Regions from separate parts of the Homo sapiens genome. Here region 2 is linked to region 1. The links are chromatin loops, found by intact Hi-C in ENCODE. Cell type or tissue: ovary. All regions are shown on one strand.

Evidence for each region. A loop is a pair of places that touch in the nucleus more often than their neighbours do. Peaks named below come from ENCODE experiments on the same cell type or tissue, not always from the same donor. Only the 100,000 strongest peaks of a DNase experiment are listed, where the experiment ranks them.
Region 2: it touches region 1 in a loop (6-fold over the local background); 32 of 110 quality-filtered maps call a loop at or near these places.

Annotation. Positions count from the first base shown.
Region 1 is chr5:5,140,084-5,144,083 of GRCh38, reverse strand. ADAMTS16 (ADAM metallopeptidase with thrombospondin type 1 motif 16) reads right to left here and starts at 3,754. Exons shown (of 23, transcript NM_139056.4): 1 at 3,545-3,754; 2 at 3,318-3,420. The coding sequence starts at 3,616. ADAMTS16-AS1 (ADAMTS16 antisense RNA 1) reads left to right here. Exons shown (of 2, transcript NR_198969.1): 2 at 1,713-1,946. RefSeq lists an enhancer at 3,982-4,000. In ovary, a CTCF peak has its summit at 2,229 (motif pointing left); DNase peaks (open chromatin) are centred at 2,223, 3,470 and 3,763; H3K4me3 peaks cover 2,296 bases; H3K27ac peaks cover 633 bases.
Region 2 is chr5:4,877,477-4,881,476 of GRCh38, reverse strand. No RefSeq gene overlaps it. Among named protein-coding and RNA genes, the nearest start is that of LINC02114, 110 kb to the right of the region's middle. RefSeq lists an enhancer at 1,650-1,719. In ovary, a CTCF peak has its summit at 1,603 (motif pointing left); a DNase peak (open chromatin) is centred at 1,586.

The DNA of each region.
Region 1 (4,000 bases):
TTTGTTACATAGGTATACATGTATCATGGTGGTTTGCTGCACCCATCAACCTGCCATCTACATTAGGTATTTCTAATGCTATCCCTCCCCTTGCCCCTCACCCCCCAACAAGCCCGGTGTGTGATGTTCCTTTCCCTGTGCCCATATGTTCTCAGTGTTCAACTCCCACTTACGAGTGAGAACATGCAGTGTTTGGTTTTCTGTTCCTGTGTTAGTTTGCTGAGAACGATGGTTTCCAGCTTCATCCATGTCCCTGCAAATGACATGAACTCATTCTTTTTTTATGGCTGCATAGAATTCCATGGTGTATATGTGCCACATTTTCTTTATCCAGTCTCTCATTGACGGGCATTTGGGTTGGTTCCAAGTCTTTGCTATTGTGAATAGTGCTTCACTAAACATATGTGTGCATGTGTCTTAATAGTAGAATGATTTATAATTCTCTGGGTATATACCCAGTAATGGGATTGCTGGGTCAAATGGTATTTCTTGTTCTAGATCCTTGAGGAATCGCCACACTGTCTTCCACAATGGTTGAACTAATTTACACTCCCACCAACTGTGTAAAAGTGTTCCTATTTCTCCACATCCTCTCCAGAATCTGTTGTTTTCTGACTTTTTAAAGATTGCCATTCTAAATGGCGTGAGATGGTATCTCGTTGTTGTTTTGATTTGCATTTCTCTAATGACCAATGATGATGAGGTTTTTTTCATATGTTTGTTGGCCGCATAAATGTCTTCTTTTGAAAATTGTCTGTTCATATACTTCACCCATTTTTTGATGGGGTTGTTTGTTTTTTTCTTCTAAATTTGTTTAAGTTTCTTGTAGATTCTGGATATTAGCCCATTGTCAGATGGATAGATTACAACAATTTTCTCTCATTCTCTAGGTTGCCTGTTCACTCTGATGATAGTTTCTTTTGCTGTGCAGAAGCTCTTTAGTTTAATTAGATCTTATTTGTCAGTTTTGGCTTTGTTGCAATTGCTTTTGGTTTTAGGTTTTAACATTTAAATAGTTAATCCACCTTGAGTTAGATTCTGTATAAGGTGTAAGGAAGGGTCCAGTTTCGGTTTTCTTCATATGGCTAGCCAGCTTTCCCAGCACCATTTATTAAATAGGGAATCCTTTCCCCATTGCTTGTTTTTGTCAGATGTGCCAAAGATCAGGTGGTTGTAGATGCGTGGTGTTATTTCTGAGGTCTCTGTTCTGTTCTATTGATCTATATATCTGTTTTGGTACCAGTACCATGCTTTTTTGGTTACTGTAGCCTTGTAGCATAGTTTGAAGTCAGGTAGGTAGTGTGTGACACCTCCAGCTTTGTTCTCTTTGCTATTTTGTAATTACTTCAGCCACCAAGAATGATTTGCAATAATAGTTTGAGTCATGCGCTACTTTAAACAAAATGTATGGCTACAATTAGTTATTTCAGAACCAACTTGTCTAATGGATACCTAGACAGGCAACAGTAAGTTGACCCCAGCAGTCACCAAGTGTCTTCTAGCTCTTCTGCTCCAGGTCAGAGGGAAACAGGCAACACTGTTGAGGAGGATCTTTTCTCTGGTGGCATAAAAGCTTGTTGTGGATGTCCAGACTCACACATTAGCCATTTATAATTAAGGAGCTAAAGTGCATAGAAGGTAGGGGAGGAGGGTGTGTGCTGTGTCCACTGGGCTAGAACTTCACTAAGAAGGGTTTGCCTCTTCCCCTTCAGGTTCTTACCAAGCCAGATAAGTGGTTGTCATGGAGACGATACGTTGTGACAACAACTGTGGTGCCAGGTGTTCAGAGCAGCACACTGGCACCCCACTCCCAGAGAGGATGCTGAAGCAGATTGAATCACTTTAGGAGAAAAGCACACTTAGGCACGAAGCCCTGGCTTTTCTTCTTCTTTCTTCTGTGTCTATAATGTGTTTTATCTTAAATAAAACTTCATAAATGCCATAAACTATTGTGGAAATCTCCTGAGTCCCTCTGGAATTTTCATGGTTTTAGGGAACTAGAATTTTTTTTTTTTTTTTTACAAAAATCTTACTTAAAAAGGTGAATTAGAATTAACCTTTAAAATTGTAAGAATTAACTTTTAGTATTGTAAGCAAAACCCTAAAAAGGACAAGGACAACCACAAGAGGATAGTCTGTAAATGGACAGATAATTAACTTTCTCTTGTAAATTCACTGTGACAATTTTTTTTAACATTTTATATCATTTGCACCTAGCGCCCCCTGGTGGTTCTCAAAAAGGTACTATGGTGAGCGTCAATCTGACACCGGTCACCTTATATACTATTTGTGTACTCATTTGGCAGGGAATAATTTCAAAAGTTAATGCATATATTAAGTGCTTGCCTTTATGTTATTTTATCAAATTGAAATAACTATACTGAGAAATTCTGAATTGTTAACTTTAATTTTCTAGATCTTCTGGAAATACATTGAGAGAATGAAACCTAGTTCTTCCTATAAAAGTCAATTAATATTAACATTTGATACGGCAATTTATTGTTGGTAACAATGCAAAATAATATTTATTAACTGTCATTGGATGGGTTCAGGTTAAAAAACCACCTAGCAACCAGTGCGACACACCTGCGTTCTCATTTACCTGATGCAGTATGAAGACACAGAGATCCCTTTCCATAAGACAGCAAATTTCCAAATGTCACTTGTAAGTGGCAGAAGTAAAAGCATGCATTGAAAAAGAATAAGACTTGCCCTCATGTCAAATTGTGGCCCAGGATATGAACGTTGCTGATGGTGTCACAATCAGCTGATTAGCCATTTCAGGCACTATTATGTTTGAAGTACGCCCTGATTGTTGGAGCATTAACTTTGGTATTGAGATGCTAAGCGCTTCTTTTATCTCCTTCACTGAGAATAAGCAACGATAGAGGAATATTTTAATCTATAAAGGAGGAGAAGGAGGAAAGGTTGGGGACGGGAAGGAGGATCCGAGGATGTAGAAGGGGACGGAAAAGAAAGTAATTTGCTCTTTATGACGGCTTTGATGCATACATTAATAGCTTTAGATTCTTCCTAAGCTCTTTAGAATAAAATAAAATGAACTTCCTCACCTTTTTCCTAATGTTATATCAATAACTCTGGCAAACCGTTTTGCCAGGGAATAAAATGTAAATATTGGTGGAAATCCACTCATCGGGGCTCGCTCATACAGTTAAAAAAAAAAAAAGTTCACAACAGCATCTTAAAAGTAGGGTTCCACAGAGTCGTGAACATTCACAGCACCTAATAAACCAGCGGCACGGAGATTACGAGCTGCTAAATGGCAAGGATTAGAAGCCCCCACCTCACGGACTTACCGCCCTTTTCCATCCAGCCCGGCCGCTCCGCGGGTGGAGGAGGACGCGGGACGCTCGGGCTCCCAGGCGCTGCCGCTGCGGGTCCCATGGCGCACGCAGGTGCCTGCGGAAAACAGCGGCGACATCGCGGTGAGACGGCGGGGTCCGCGGGAGAGGAGCCGCGGGGGACTCGCCTCCAGCTGTCCGGACCCGCGGTTTCCGCGCTGGTGGGAGCGCCCGGGACTCACCTGCTCGGCCACCTGCGCCAACAGCATCCACAGCGCCGCCAAGCCCCGCCATCCGCGCGCGCGGGGCTTCATCCAGGAGCGCTCCGAGGGGCTAGGGGCCACCGGAGGGTCCCCGGCCGGCAGCGTGCGAGCGGGCAGGGAGGACCCGACCCAGGCAGAGCGCGGGAGGATTCCCCACAGCGACTCCGCCGCCGCGCCGGGGTTATTACTGAAGCTCCGTGCGGCGCGGGGGGCGGAGTGGCAGCCGCGGCGGCGGGGGCGGCGGGAGCGGTGGGAGAGCGCGGGGCGGGCAGGGGAGAGAGGAGGGGAGGAGGTGAGGGCGGGGGGGTCAGAGGACCGAGGAGGGGAGAGTGCAGGGACAAAGAGCAGAGGGGAGGAGGCGAGGTCAGCGGGGCGCTGAGGCGGAGGCGAGCGGGGAGCAGAGGGAAGGCGGGAGACAGCGGGCAGCGCCAGAGG
Region 2 (4,000 bases), 260 kb after region 1:
CTACCTGTAAAATGGGAGTGATCCTAATAAAACCTACTTCATAGAGTGACTCTGAGAATAAAATGTGAAAACACAAAGAAAGCGTTTAACATAGGGCCTGCCTGTGCTGTCGGCAGCCACAGAGGCTGCTGTCTCTGTGTGTGTAGTGGGTGAATGGTGTACTCCAACAATTCTTGTACACTGGGAACCTCGGAGCATTGCCTGACTTAGAAATATGGTCTTTGCAGATGGAATTAAGGTAAGAATTGAGATGAGATTATACTGGATGAGGGTGGGCCTAAATCCAATGAGAATATCCTCATAAGAGACAGATCTGGACACAGAGAGACACAGGAAAAAAGAGGAGAAGGCCAGGTCAGAAGGGAATGGAGGGATGCAGCCAGTTGCCGAATGCGTACAGGGATCAGAAGCCGGGAGAGGCAAGGCAATTGTCTCCTCCGGAGCCTTCAGAGGGAGCACGGCCCCATGGACACATTGATTTCAGAATTCTGCCCTCCAGCACTCCAGCCTTTCTGTTGCTTGGAGCTATCAATTTCATTTTAAGTTTTCAGGCAGCCCTGGGAACCTAGCAGAGCATAAGACAATATAAAGTACTTAGGGTGCAAAGCAAGGGCCGGGCACTCCCAGGAAAATTGTTCTAGAAAGCAGCGCTAGTCGGTGATCGTAACCCTTCATCCAACAAAGGTTTATTAAGTGCCCTCCCCCATGCCAGGCACCACTGTGTTAACGAATAAAACCAGCTGATGTATTGGCCTCGAGAGCGCCCGGCCTTGCACCCCAGTTGCCAAGCAGTTTGCACACCTCACTGATGCCGGAAGGGCATGGCCTGGAGGGTGGTCTGCTTCCTGGGCACAGGTCCTGGTTTCTGGAGTCAGCCCCGCAGGTGGGTGCTACATGAGTCGCAGCCCCTCTGACCTCAGCCGGCCCCTTGCGGGGGCACCCCTGGTGCACCTGCCACGGTCCCCCATGTGCTGGGCTGAGTCCTTCCCCTTCCTGTCTCTCACTCCCTCTGCCCCAAGGAGGTGCTCCTGCACTGGCACTTGCAGGCCTCAGATAAGAAGAGGAGGATGTCCCTGTGGGCTCCTGCGGGAGCTGCTGCTCCCGTCGGGGTTGTTGCCTCCTGTCCATGAGCCATCTCCACCCGCAGACGGGGATGGGCTGATGGTCGGGGCAGCTGCACACCCCGCCAGTGTCAGCACAAAAAGTACCAACGAGACTTCTAAAGGGTCCCGTGATTCTCCAAATACTTGATGAAAAGGCGTAATTTTTTTTTCTTCCAAAACCACAGCTGTCATTTTTGTTAAATGACAAGACGTCTTCATTCTTTACATCTGATAAAAACAAATAATGCTAAGGAAGAATTTACACTGAAGCATATCAGAACGGGAGACCGGACTTCGAGGACATTTCACAAACACCGGGACCGTGGGTTCATTGGACCTATGTTAGAGTTCTATCCCCTCGAAGTCTACACTCCCCAGCCCTGTCCATAAAAGAGGCCTCGACCTGGGAAGTGGACCAGGGCCTGTGTTTGTGGAGATTCCTGGCAACCCCACGTCTATTTCACAGCCATGGTCCTTGGCTGCCCTCTTCTGGTCGGGTCTGGAACAGCTTGGCTGAGAGGCCAATTTCCTGTCCCTCTGCATTGGGTGTTGGGTGTCTGAAAGCTAGCCTCCAAGTTAGGGTGAACAACTGTCCTGGTCTACCTGGGACCGAGTTGGGGACTTCCTGGGGTGCAGGACCTTCAGTACTAAAATCAGGCCAGTGTCAGACAGATTTAATTCATCCTTCTAGGATGAATAAATTCTTCCTAGGACCTCATGGGCCTACGTCAGAGGAGCAGGGGGCTTGGAAATGAGCCTCAGTGTAGTGCATTGCTGTGTGGCTGCTGCTGGGGATTGTCGGTGCACAGTCGACTTTCCTCTCTGCTGTTATCCTCTATTAGAAAGTGTTAGCATCCATGTTTTGTTTGCTCTGGGCCAGGGCTTTATATTGGTTCTTTAGGTTAATTTGAAGGACTCCTATTAGCAGGTGCTGTCCATAACCTGGACCCAGCCCACCTGCTTGAGCTCTGCATTCTAGGAGGCCAGGCTGGTACAGTCCATCCTCCCGATGCAGTGTTTGCTCCCCAGGGAGCTCACCCTCCCAGCCGGCCCTGTCACCCTCAGGAGGGCCCCAGCTGCAGCCCACTCCTCAGCCCAGGCGACAATCTGTCGATGTGTCGGCCTCGTGCAAGGTTACGTGTCCATTGAGCGCAGGACTGTGTGGCATCCTCATACCTGACGCAGTGACCATCTCAGGGAGAAGCCCAACCTCCCAGCCCGGTCACCACCCAAAGCCAAGAGCAGGCCACCTCAGTTGCACCAACCTCTTCTGTAATAGCAGAAGTGCAGCTGTGGCCCTGGCTCCAGCAGCCCCACCTGATTTTAGAGGTGGGGCAGCTTCCAGCTGCGGGGGCTGGTTCCCTGTCAGTGACTGGGTCCTGGGAGGCCTGGAGACTCAAGCTTCCCCTGACTGCAAGGAGCTTGGCCAGAGGCCCTCTCTCCCCGCCTGGTCTCCCAAGGACCTTGCCTGAGACTGCTGCGAGGGTGGCTTAGGCGGAGACACACCTGGGATGTGACAAACTGTGACTCCTTAGGGCCCCATCACGCCCAGGGCCAACCGGACCACTTCCCTTCAGAGTACAGAGGCTGAGCACCCCCACTTCCACCTGCTGTTTGCATGGGGCCACCTCTACCTGCCAGTTGTCATCCCTAGCCCATCAAGAAATATGCCACTGTCTAAATAAACAGGGCTGATTCTTGACCCTTTCTTTCAACCCTTGCCAGAAAAGGAAAAAAGAAGTTCACTTAATAATCATATTGAAACTTGAGATGGGATAAATCACTTTTCTAGCAATTCAAATTTTCAGTCGGTCAAAACGTGCGTGGTGCAGCACCTAGTTTATGTTTCACAGGCAACCCATCGCCTTTGGTTTGGAATCAATTGAGAGCTGATGGTTAAAACGAAAACAGGACTCCTCATGGCCAGCCAAGTTCCAGGGGTGGGGACCCTGGCACTTCCCCAGGGAGAAGTAGGAGATGGGGGAAAGGAAAATCACAGCAGGTCATTCTCTACTGAGTGGAGTGGAGACCAGGAGGGGGATTAACCTTTTCATCTGCTCGCCCAGTTGGCTGTGTGCATGCTTTTGAGGGTGAAAGCAAATGAAGGTCTACAGTCCTCCTGTTATCAGGTCTTTGTGAGAAGGAGCTCGGGGAAGCCCCGGGCTGAGAAAGGTTGGGTGGACGTTTCATTGCATAGAACAAGGTACCAGGAATGAAGCCAAAGGCTTTGTGGGTCGCCGGTTCTGATCCCCCATGGAGGACAGAAACCTCTTTAGCCAAGAATTCTTCATCGTGATGCTATAACAACCTGAAAGAAGCGTTTCCTGGGCATATTAATAGCATCAATAATTGCAGCAAGGCAGGGTGGGGGAGGGTTTCTGGCCATTTCTTCTAAAGTAAGACAATAATTTCAAAGCTTCTTTTTCAAATAGAACCTTTGTTATTAAAAAAGAAAAAGAGCCAGCAAATATTTACAAGTGTGAAGTTAAAAATTGAAAAAAAAAAAAGTACCCATCCCTGAATGTGAACCGCTGATCTTAGGTAAACAGGTCAAGGCTGTGGGCAGTTGCCGGGAGACTGGCCTCAGGCATCAGTCTCCGCCAGCTCCTCACAGCAGGGCACCCTGGAACCTGCACATGCACAGATATTCTAAAACAGAGCAAGAAAAAAAAGAACAAAAATTTCAGTCAGTTAATACAAACAGCAAACACAGCAAACTTCGACTAAGGGGAGACGGGAACCAATATTTATAAAAATGACTGGCTCCCAGGCAACGGCAGTTGCTAAAGGCCTACAGTTTTCCCATTCAAGTCCTAAACAAAATTACAAATTGTCAAAGTTACTTTTTATGGCAAGTAAAACAATTTTTAAAAAGCACAAGTTACAAATGGACACTA